3 separate regions of the Homo sapiens genome follow, and regions 1 and 2 are each linked to region 3. Evidence: chromatin contacts called from ENCODE Hi-C or POLR2A ChIA-PET data. All regions are on one chromosome and are shown on one strand. Each heading gives the region's core, a stretch centred on a gene start or an enhancer-like site at or near the end of the contact. The rest is flanking DNA. Distances are from core to core; before and after follow the strand shown. Region 1 holds the start of ZNF675 (zinc finger protein 675). Region 2 holds the start of ZNF730 (zinc finger protein 730). Region 3 holds the start of LINC01224 (long intergenic non-protein coding RNA 1224).

Region 1 (3,445 bases), core at 314-2,813, 270 kb before region 3:
CTTTCTGTGGCTCAAGGCCCAGGCAGGAGAGACACATCACCTGCTACCTAGGCTTAATGATAAGTCACAATTTTTCCTGTGGGCAGAGTGCAGGGAAAAATGGACAGTTGCATCTCTTAGGTGATTGATGCAGAGATATGTCACAAGGCCCTCTGTAAAAAAGGCTCAGGCAAGGGCCTCCCATTTTATATATGTTGGGCCTAGTAATATGTTCTATTGTGCAAAATATTCTGGGCCTGGGTAAAAGAAGAGAGCCACATAACCTGAATGCAGAACTTAGCAATATGTCATGATGCACCCTGTGGGTAGCGCCAATGCAAGAAAAAAGACTCACATTACCTTTATTCTTGACTTAAAGTCTTATGTCTTGTAAGAGAATATTGAATAATGCAAAAATACATGTAGACATGTCTGCGTGTGATTGGTGCTTATACTCACACAGTTCACCACACCACAGGAGAAAACAGATAACCACAGGCTGACCGTTAGGGCCAAGGCCAAATAGCAAAATAAGTTTGCCTTTAATCTATTTTCTCCATATCTAAACATTGGAGGTTAAGACTGTGGACAGATCTGAAGATACAGAGTTTTCTTGTTTTGTGGCTTCATCATTCTTTGTTCACTGTCTGATGTTTGGAATTAAGGTGAGCAACAGGTGGGCAGCAGTAGTTAATAAAATAACCAGAGGTAACCACAGGTCGACCTGTGGTTATTTTATTCTATCTGTCCTCTGTTCTTTCTATGGTCACTAACTGTTTTTTCCTTGGAATTGAAGAGAGATGTTGGTAGAGAGAGGCTGTCCCCTCACCTCTGGCAAAAAAGGGATGTTCAGGCTCTTCTTCACCCCCCTGACATCAGAGCTGCATTTTAATGTGGCAGCTATTGGCCACGTGTGGCTACTGGGTGCCTGGAATGTGGCTGGTCTGAATTGCAATGTGTTAGGTAAAATAGAGTTATTTTCAAAGATTTAGTTCCATATATGTGTGTGTGTGTGTGTGTGTGTGTGTGTGTGTGTATACACATATATACATATATATGTGTATTTCATCAATAATTTCATATTGCTCTCATACTAAAATGATAGTACTTTGGATATATTGGGTTAGATTGTTACAATCAATTCCACTTGTTTTTTTCTTTTTAAAGTTTGACTACTAGAAAATTTAAAATTCACATGTGGCTCACATTTTATTTGAGGATTGCCTCTTTTTAAAATTCTCAGGCTGCCTACTCAAAGGACCAGAAGCCAGGAAGGTCATAAAGTCTGAAATTCTAAAATAATTATTATTATATTATTTTTCTTTGTGAGTAGCCATATATCATTTATAAATGTATATGACCTTATACACAAGGTTAAATACAAATACCCTATGGGATGGGCCTGGCTCAGCTAAAAGAGGAAGCCCCGGCTGAAAAGGCTGCAGCGCAGGCTATCAGTCTTCACTCAGCCCAGTGTCTGATCACATCTTCTGTCACTCAGGGCCTGAAGGGTCAGGACCTTAAACGTTGTCCAATCAGGCACGCTGGGCTGGGAACCGTCCAATCAGGCACGCAGCTGGAGCAGACAAGATGGCTTCCGGGATTTGGCGGCGCCTTTGTCTCTCGCTGCAGCCGGAGCTCCAGGTCTCGCTTTCATTGCTCTGTGTCCTCTGCTCCTAGAGGTCCAGCCTCTGTGGGCCTGTGACCTGCAGAAATTGAGAGATCCACAGCTAAGACTCCAGGACCCCCTGGAAGCCTAGAAATGGTGAGAGTTACGGGTGCGACATCCCGAGAGGGGGAAGGGGCTGGTTGGAACCCGTGGGAAATGGCTATGGCGGGACTCAGGCCTCCCCGCAGTCAGCTCCACAATCTGCACCCCGAGTTCTCCTTCCCCAGCTCGGCTCAGTCCCCTGCAGCCATAAGATGGCGGCGCGCTGACAGCCAGCCCCGGGGCATCCCGTCTCTTCTCTGCCTAGTGACTGTGCCCTGGCCTGTAGCCCTCTCTGGGCAGCTCTGTACCCGCAGCGCCGCATTTCTCTCAGATTGTGCAGGGACCACAGGAGGGCCGTCACCGGAGAATCCTGACTCAGGGTGCGGGTTCATTAATGGGAAGAGTTTTGGTCCGTGGGGTTCCCAGTTCCTGTTTTCTCCTATTAAAATTTTATGGGAGGGCCGGGCGCGGTGGCTCAGGTCAGTAATACCAGCACTTTGGGAGACCGAGGTGGGTGGATCACCTGAGGTCAGGAGTTCAAGACCAGCCTGACCAACATGGTGAAACCCCGTTTCTACTAAAAATACAAAATTAGCCGGGCGTGGTGGCACATGCCTGTAATCCCAGATACTCAGAAGGCTGAGGCAGGAGAACCGCTTGAACCCGGGAGGTGGCGGTTGCAGTGAGCCGAGATGACGCCATTGCACTCCAGCCTGGTTAACAAGACCGAAACTCCGTCTTAAAAAATATATAAATAAATAAGTTAAATAAATAAATAAATTATGGGGATCACCACAAAAATATTGGAGAATTTAATCAAAGAGTGATTCAAAAATTGTGGAGCATTCAGCTGTGGTTTGGAGCTTGTGACTTTATGAGAGCAGCTTGAAGGAAAGACTTTTAAAGGTACATGATGAAGAAAACCAAATTAAATAATTGGTTAGGTACAGTTCATAGTTACTTGACTTGTACAATTAAGGTGGACATTTCCTGGTTATGTAATCAGAGGTTAATTGGCAGTTTATGATTGGTTAAGCCTAAATTTTTGTTTCCCTCAATTCAGTAATTTGCAAAAAAATGCATTTGAGTTAGAGTTTTTAAAAAATAGGAACCCAGGGACTAGAGTAACCTCCGTCTAATTGCCTGCTACTTAGTTATTTTCACACTCCACAGGAGACTGATTTTCCCCTGCATTTTTCACAGTTCTCTCAAGCTGGGTCTCAAGCCTACCCCTCATCCCATTCCTCCAGACTAACTATGACTTGCAGTAAAATACTAAATTTCCAGTTTCTTCTCACATTCTCAAATGCCAGCTTCCCCTTTCTAATTCACATTATCAACTATTTGTCTTTTATTGTACACTTTAGATACTGTATTTTAACTAAGCATTTTTTGACATTGAATGGCACTTAAAAAAATCGTTTTCTGTTTGAAAATATTTTTTATGAGAAGAAAAAGAAGAACAATTCCCTGATACTGTATTGTAAAAAATCTTTTCGCCTCATTTTTAAAAATCTTCTCTAGGCACAGAGATAGTATCAGAATATTTTTGGGTCAAGGTTTCCCTTTGGAAACTTTATGGGTGATGTGGCCTCAGCCACCTTCAGTTTTTTCTGGTCCTGGGCTTCAGTAGTTTCTGTGAATAAACCAATATATCTACCATGGCTATGTCTGCTCGAGTGTCTAGTGAATATAATCTACTGGGTTATTTTCTTTCATAAAACAACCTGAGGTATGGAGTGTAGCCTCTCAATG
Region 2 (3,237 bases), core at 641-3,140, 300 kb after region 3:
ATATTCACTGTCACAAATTTACCCTGCAAAAATAACAACCGATGATTTCATAAATCTTGTAACTCACCCATTATCTACAACATTTGGTTGTAGAATGCTACCAAATAAAAGAATAGGTAAAATCTGCCATTTGGATACTATTTTTTCCATGAATCTCAGAGAATCCGAGGGGCAGAAATCACTTCTGTTTTTCCCTCAATACCCGCATAAGATTGGCTGACCCGCAATGTGTCTCTAAGAAAGGGAAGCTAGGTTGGGTGAAGACAATGTTAATGTCTGAAGTGGTTAGCTTTTCAAAGACACCAGGAGATTCCTCTTAGCCCCAGGGCATCCACCTGCTCTCTTGAGAGACTACACTTCATACCTCTTGTTGTCCTGTGAGAGAAAATGACCCAGAAGCTAATAATCATCAAACACTCTAGCAGACATAGCCATGGTGTGTACCCTGGTTTATTCACAGCCAGTACTGAAAACCAGGACCAGGAAAAAACTAAAGGGTGGCTGAGAATACATCATCCCATAAAAATTAAAAAAACAAAAAAAAAAAACAAAAAACAAACTTGACCCCAAAACACTTTCACAAGATCTCTGTGCCTAGGGGAGACAAAAGAAAAAGAGGCACAGAGATTTTTTTACAATACAGTGTCAGGGAATTAGTTTTGGTTTATTTTCATGGGCGATATTTACAAACAGAAAACAAATCTTTTTAAATGTCCCACCCAATGGTTTGTAAAAAAATAATTAAAATACAGTATCAAAAATGTACCCTAAAGGACAAACAGATAATAATGTGAATTAGAGAGGGAAAGTTGGCATTTGGGATAATCAGAAGAAACTGGAAATTTAGTATTTTACTGCAAGACAGAGTTAGGCTGGAGGAATGGGGGTTGAGGGGTAGACTTGAGACCCCGTTTGAGAAACATGAAAAAAAAATGCAGAAGATCAGTCTCCTGTGGAGTGTGAAAATAGTTAAGTGACAGGCAATTCGAGGTACGTGGCTGCGATGCCTGGATTCCTACTTTAAAAAAAAATGTAACTCAAATGTATTTTTTTGTAAATTACTACATTAAGGAAAACAAAATTTAGGCGTAACAAACTATAAACTGCCTATTAAGCTCTGATTACATAACCAGAAAATTTGTACGCTCAAGGTGCAAATTTAGAAACTATGTAACTGTACCTAACCGATTACTGAATTTGGGTTTTTGCATCATGCATCTTATGAAAGTCTTTCCTTCAAGCCCGTCCCATGGATAACAAGCTACACCCCATAACTGGGTGCTCTACAATTTTAGAATCATTCTTTAATTAAATTCTTTAATATTTTGGTGATGACTCCCATAAATTTTTAACAGAAGGAAAGAGGAATTGGGAACGCCACAGACCAAAGCTCTTCCCATTCATGAACCCGCAGCCCGAGTCAGGATTCTCCTCTGACGATCCTCTCTGGTTCCTGCATAATCTGGGAGAGACGCAGCGCTGCGGGTGCAGAGCTGCCCAGAGAGGGCTCCAGGGCAGGGCACAGTCACAGTGCAGGGAAGAGACAGGACGCCGGGGCCCCGGCTGTCAGCGCGGCCGCCATCGTATGGCTGAAGGGGACTGAGGCCGAGCTGGGCAAGAACTCTGGGCGCAGATTGTGAAGCTGACTGCGGGGAGGCCTGGGTCCCGCCACAGCCGCTTCCCACCGGTTCCAACCAGCCCCGTTCCCTCTCTCGGGATGTCGGACCGGCACTCTCACCATTTCTAGGCTTCCAGGGGGCCCTGGCGTCTTAGCTGTGGATCTCCCAATACCCGCAGGTCGCAGGGCCACACAGGCTGGGCTTCTACGTGCAGAGGACACAAAGCAGACAGACGAAAATTGGAGCTTCGGCGGCAGCGAGAAACAAAGGCCGCGCCAAATCCCGGAAGCCGCCCTGTCTGCTCCAGCTGCGGGCCTGATTGGACGGCCCCCCGCCCAGTGTCCCCGATTGGATAACGTTTAAGGCCCCGCCCCCTCAGGCCCTGAGTGACAGATGTGATCAGATGCTGGACTGAATGAAGAGTGACAGCGTAGGCTGCAGCCTTTTCGGGCAGGACTTCCTCCCTGAACTGAGACAGGCCCACCCCAGAGGGTACTGACTTTAACCTTTTGTGTAAGATCATATGTATTTATAAATAATACGCTATATGAATATTCACAAATCAAAAGAACATAGACCGGGCGCGGTGGCTCACGCCTGTAATCCCAGCACTTTGGGGGGCCGAGGCGGGTGGATCATCTGAGGTCAGGAGTTTGAGACCAGCCTGGCCAACAAGTGAAACCCCGTCTCTACTAAAAATACAAAAAAAAAAAAAAAAAAAAGTAGCTGGGAGTAGTGGCGCGCGCCTGTAATCCCAGCTACTCGGGAGGCTAAGGCAGGGGAATCGCTTGAACCCAGGAGGTGGAGGTTGCAATGAGCCGAGATCGTACCACTGAACTCCAGCCTGGTGACAGAGTGAGATGAAAGGAAGGAAGGAAAGGAGGAAGGGAGGAGGAGAGAAAGAGAGAGAGAAAAAGAAAGAAAGAAAAGAGAGAAAGAAAAGAAATAAGGAAAGAAAGGAAAGAAAGAAAGAAAAGAAAAGAAAAGAAAAGAAAAAGCAGAATAACCACAGGTAGATCACTATCTGGTGACCACCTTTCTTCCAGAGATCAGACACTGAACAAAGGATGATGGGGCCACAGGGGAAGAAAACTCTATGTCTTCAGATCTGTCCACAGTCTGGACCTCCAATGTTAGATATGAAGAAAACAGATTAAAGGCAAAATTATTTTGCTATTTGGCCTTGGCCCTAAGTGTCAGGATGTAGTTTTACGTTTTCTCCTGTGCGTGCGGGGACTAAGGACCAATCACATGCATACATATCTACATGTATTGCAGCGTTACTCAACATTATCTTACAACACATCTAACTTTAAATCAGGGGAAAATATTAGTACCTTTATGGAGCCCACTGTTAGAAGGTAACTAGTAATCAACCTGTCATTAAATCATGGCACCTATCTGCACTGGGTGCATGTATTAGTTAGCTATTGCAGCATAACCAACCATCCAAAACTTATTAGGTAATAATTGAGATGGTCAGCCATTTAGGCTGGGCTCACTGGGGCCATTCTTCTGGTCCCAGCTGAGCTCCTTCAGACATGTATCAACAACTGCTTCTTGACTAGGAAGCTGTGCTTCTGGGGGTAAGCTTCTGCTTCTGGGGGTGAGCTTCTGC
Region 3 (3,015 bases), core at 516-3,015:
TATGTGTCCCCTCCCTGCCCTGTAAGCTATCACTGTTAAATATAATGGTATTGGCCGGGCACGGTGGCAAATGGCTGTAATCCCAACACTTTGGGAGGCCGAGGTGGGCGGATCACCTGAGGTCAGGAGTTCAAGACCAGCCTGACCAACACGGAGAAACCCTATCTCTACTAAAAATACAAAATTAGCCGGGCGTGGTGGCGCATTCTTATAATCCCAGCTACTCGGGAGGCTGGGAGGATTGAGGCAGGACAATCGCTTGAACCCAGGAGGTGGGGGTTGAGGTGAGCTGAGATCATGCCATTGCACTCCAGCCTGGGTAACAAAAGTGAAACACTGTCTCAAAAAAAAAAAAAAAAATATATATATATATATATATATATATATATATATATATATATATACACATACATATACATATAAAATGGGTATTGAGAAAACTGTTATATATTATTAAGAAATTCCTGGCTGGGCGCGGTGGCTCATGCCTGTATTCCCAGTACTTTGGGAGGCCGAGGCAGGTGGATCACCTGAGGTCAGGAGTTTAAGACCAGCCTGGCCAATATGATGAAACCCTGACAGACCCAGGGCATGGTGGTGGGAGCCTGTAATCCCAGCTACTCGGGAGGTTGAGGCAGGAGAATCGCTTGAACCCAGGAGAAGAAGGTTGCAGTGAGCCAAGATCACACGATTGCACTCCCTTCTGGGCAACAAAAGCAAACCTCCATCTCAAAAAAGAAAAAATTCCTATATATTCTCTAAATGAGAATAAGTTATTCTGATGTGACCCAATATTTCCTCACTCTTACCTCCATGGTCTAACCCAGCAAATCAAATCAGGACACCCACAAAGGACAGTTGGCCATTTTCAAATAGAAATAAAATAGAAAATAAAATACCCCATTAGTGACAGTAATCCAGTGATTTTAAAAAAGAGAAGTCAGATTGAGATGCAGTGCAGTCAGGGCACAATTACCCTGGAATACACACTTCACACAGAATGATTGAGAAGTCTTTCTAAAATAAACAAATTTGGGTAACATAATTTTTGCTTAACCATTCTCAGCCACCGCTTTCCCCCACCCCTGCCCCATTCCTAATGGCCATCCCACGATGTGGTCAACAGCGTGGTATAGCATGATGAGAGAGGTACTCAGGGATGGGATGAGGGTCTTTCCTGCATTATCAAAATCATTAAAAAGTTGTTAAAATATGTTCAAATGGGCCAGGCATGGTGGCTCACGCCTGTAATCCCAGCACTTTGGGAGGCTGGGGTGGGAGGATCACCTGAGGTCAGGAGTTCGAGACCAGCCTGCCCAACTTGGCGAAACCCCGTCTGTACTAAAAATACAAAAAGTAGCTGGGTGTGGTGGCATGCGCCTGTAATCCCAGCTACTCGGGAGGCTGACGCAGGAGAATCACTTGAACCTGGGAGGCAGAGGTTGCAGTGAAACAAGATCACACCATTGCACTCAAGCCTGGGCAATAAGAGCAAAACTCAGTCTCAAACAAACAAAAATAATCCAAATGTTCTTTTCTTACCCTTAAGTAGCAAATAAGATGCATTATACAAGCAGACCCAGGTAAGGGAAAGAGCAAGTTCATTTCAAGTCTCAGCTTACTTCTTAATTGGCTGTAATTCCCTATGGTTGACACTCCCTGCTTTAGCCTGTTTTCCTGGGGGTGGAGGGAGTGGTACTGGGCGAGTGCTGGTGCTTTATCGAATCAGTGGCACAGTTGGAGAGGAGGGCGTGGCATCCGGCATTTGGCGGGGCTTTTGTCTCTCGCTGCAGCCAGAGCTTGGGATCGCTTTCTGCTATTCAACGTCCTCCACCTCTGCCCCCCTCTCGCCCCAGCCGGTGACAGGCTGTTGCCCTGTGATCTGCAGGTCCTGGGACGTGCACAGACAGCTAAGATGCCAGGACATTCCAGAAGGTGGGAAAGGGTGAGTGTGAGGGGTTGAGCATCCCGAGAGGGGAGAGCTGGCTGAGAAACCGACGGGACTGGCCTCCTCACCGCTCCTGGGTTGCCGACCTGAGTCCCTGCTGGCGCAGCTCCGTCCCAGGTCCCTCTGGCCGCAAGATGGTGGCTGGGCCCGCAGCAATGACCCGCGCGTCCCGCCCAGTCCCTGCGGCGCCCTATCTGGAGCTCCCTGGGCAGCTCTGCACGCAGCCCCGAGTGTTTCCCAGATTGTTCAGGGATGCCAGGCGGGTCATCAGGGCAGAATCCCGACTCGTGTGTGCGTAGGAGGAGCTGTGGCCGGTGGGGCTCCCAGTCTCTTTTGTTAAACATTTTGTTGGTTTGTTTGAGACAAAGTCTTGCTCTGTCGCCGAGGCTGGAGTGCAATGGCGTGATCACTGCAACCTCCGCCTCCCAGGTTCAAGCGATTCTCGTGCCTAAGCCCCCCGAAAAGCTGGGATTAAAGACCTGCACCACCACGCCTGGCTGATTTTTGTATTTCTAGTAGAGAAGTGGTTTCGCCATGGTGGAAGCTGGTCTGGAACCCCTGGACTCAAGTGATCCCCCCACCGCCGCGGCCTCCCAAAGTGCTAAGATTACAAGCATGAGCCACCGCGCCCAGCTTCTTCTCTTGCAAAGTAAAGGGAGTCAACGTTAAAACGTTAACGAGTTTATCTGAGCAGTGATTAGTGAAATGGAAAGCACCCAGCCATAATATGTGGGCCACCTGAAAGGCAAAAAGGGAAGGGTTTTGAAAAGGGCGTGTGAGAAGGCAAACCAAATTCAAGAATTGGTTACAGTTTATGTAGTCACCTTATTTGTATGATTCGGGTGGAAATTTCCTGGTTATGTAATCAGAGGTTAATTGCAGGTTAAGCCTGAATTTTGTTTCTGCCTAAAATAATTTATAAGAAGTGAATCCGAGATAGGTTTTACATTTTTTACTTATGAACACAGGGCACTAGAGCCCCTTCAGTCTAATTTCCTGCTTTTTAAATAACACTCCACAGGAGGACTGGTTTTCCTCTGTGACTTCCTAATGTATGGCAAGCAGGA

What was found. A loop is a pair of places that touch in the nucleus more often than their neighbours do. ChIA-PET counts read pairs that join two places held with the same protein, here RNA polymerase II (POLR2A). Pooled maps may share reads with other maps.
Region 1: POLR2A ChIA-PET joins it to region 3 with 25 read pairs in WTC11. The contact joins the promoter of ZNF675 here to the promoter of LINC01224 in region 3. A Hi-C loop is called at or near these places in 1 of 50 pooled maps. POLR2A ChIA-PET finds 5 or more read pairs at or near these places in 6 of 52 experiments (H1, OCI-LY7, SK-N-SH and 1 more).
Region 2: POLR2A ChIA-PET joins it to region 3 with 11 read pairs in WTC11. The contact joins the promoter of ZNF730 here to the promoter of LINC01224 in region 3. POLR2A ChIA-PET finds 5 or more read pairs at or near these places in 4 of 52 experiments (H1, HepG2 and WTC11).

What each region holds. Positions count from the first base shown.
Region 1 is chr19:23,685,330-23,688,774 of GRCh38, reverse strand. It overlaps ZNF675 (zinc finger protein 675), which reads left to right and starts at 1,563. Exons shown (of 4, transcript NM_138330.3): 1 at 1,563-1,744. The coding sequence starts at 1,742. RefSeq lists enhancers at 1,296-1,345, 1,636-2,025, 2,157-3,127.
Region 2 is chr19:23,115,678-23,118,914 of GRCh38, reverse strand. ZNF730 (zinc finger protein 730) reads right to left here and starts at 1,890. Exons shown (of 4, transcript NM_001277403.2): 1 at 1,739-1,890. The coding sequence starts at 1,741.
Region 3 is chr19:23,414,824-23,417,838 of GRCh38, reverse strand. LINC01224 (long intergenic non-protein coding RNA 1224) reads left to right here and starts at 1,765. Exons shown (of 5, transcript NR_126449.1): 1 at 1,765-1,945. All of the region lies in intron 2 of LOC105372335 (a long non-coding RNA gene), which reads right to left. RefSeq lists enhancers at 1,485-2,140, 2,141-2,798.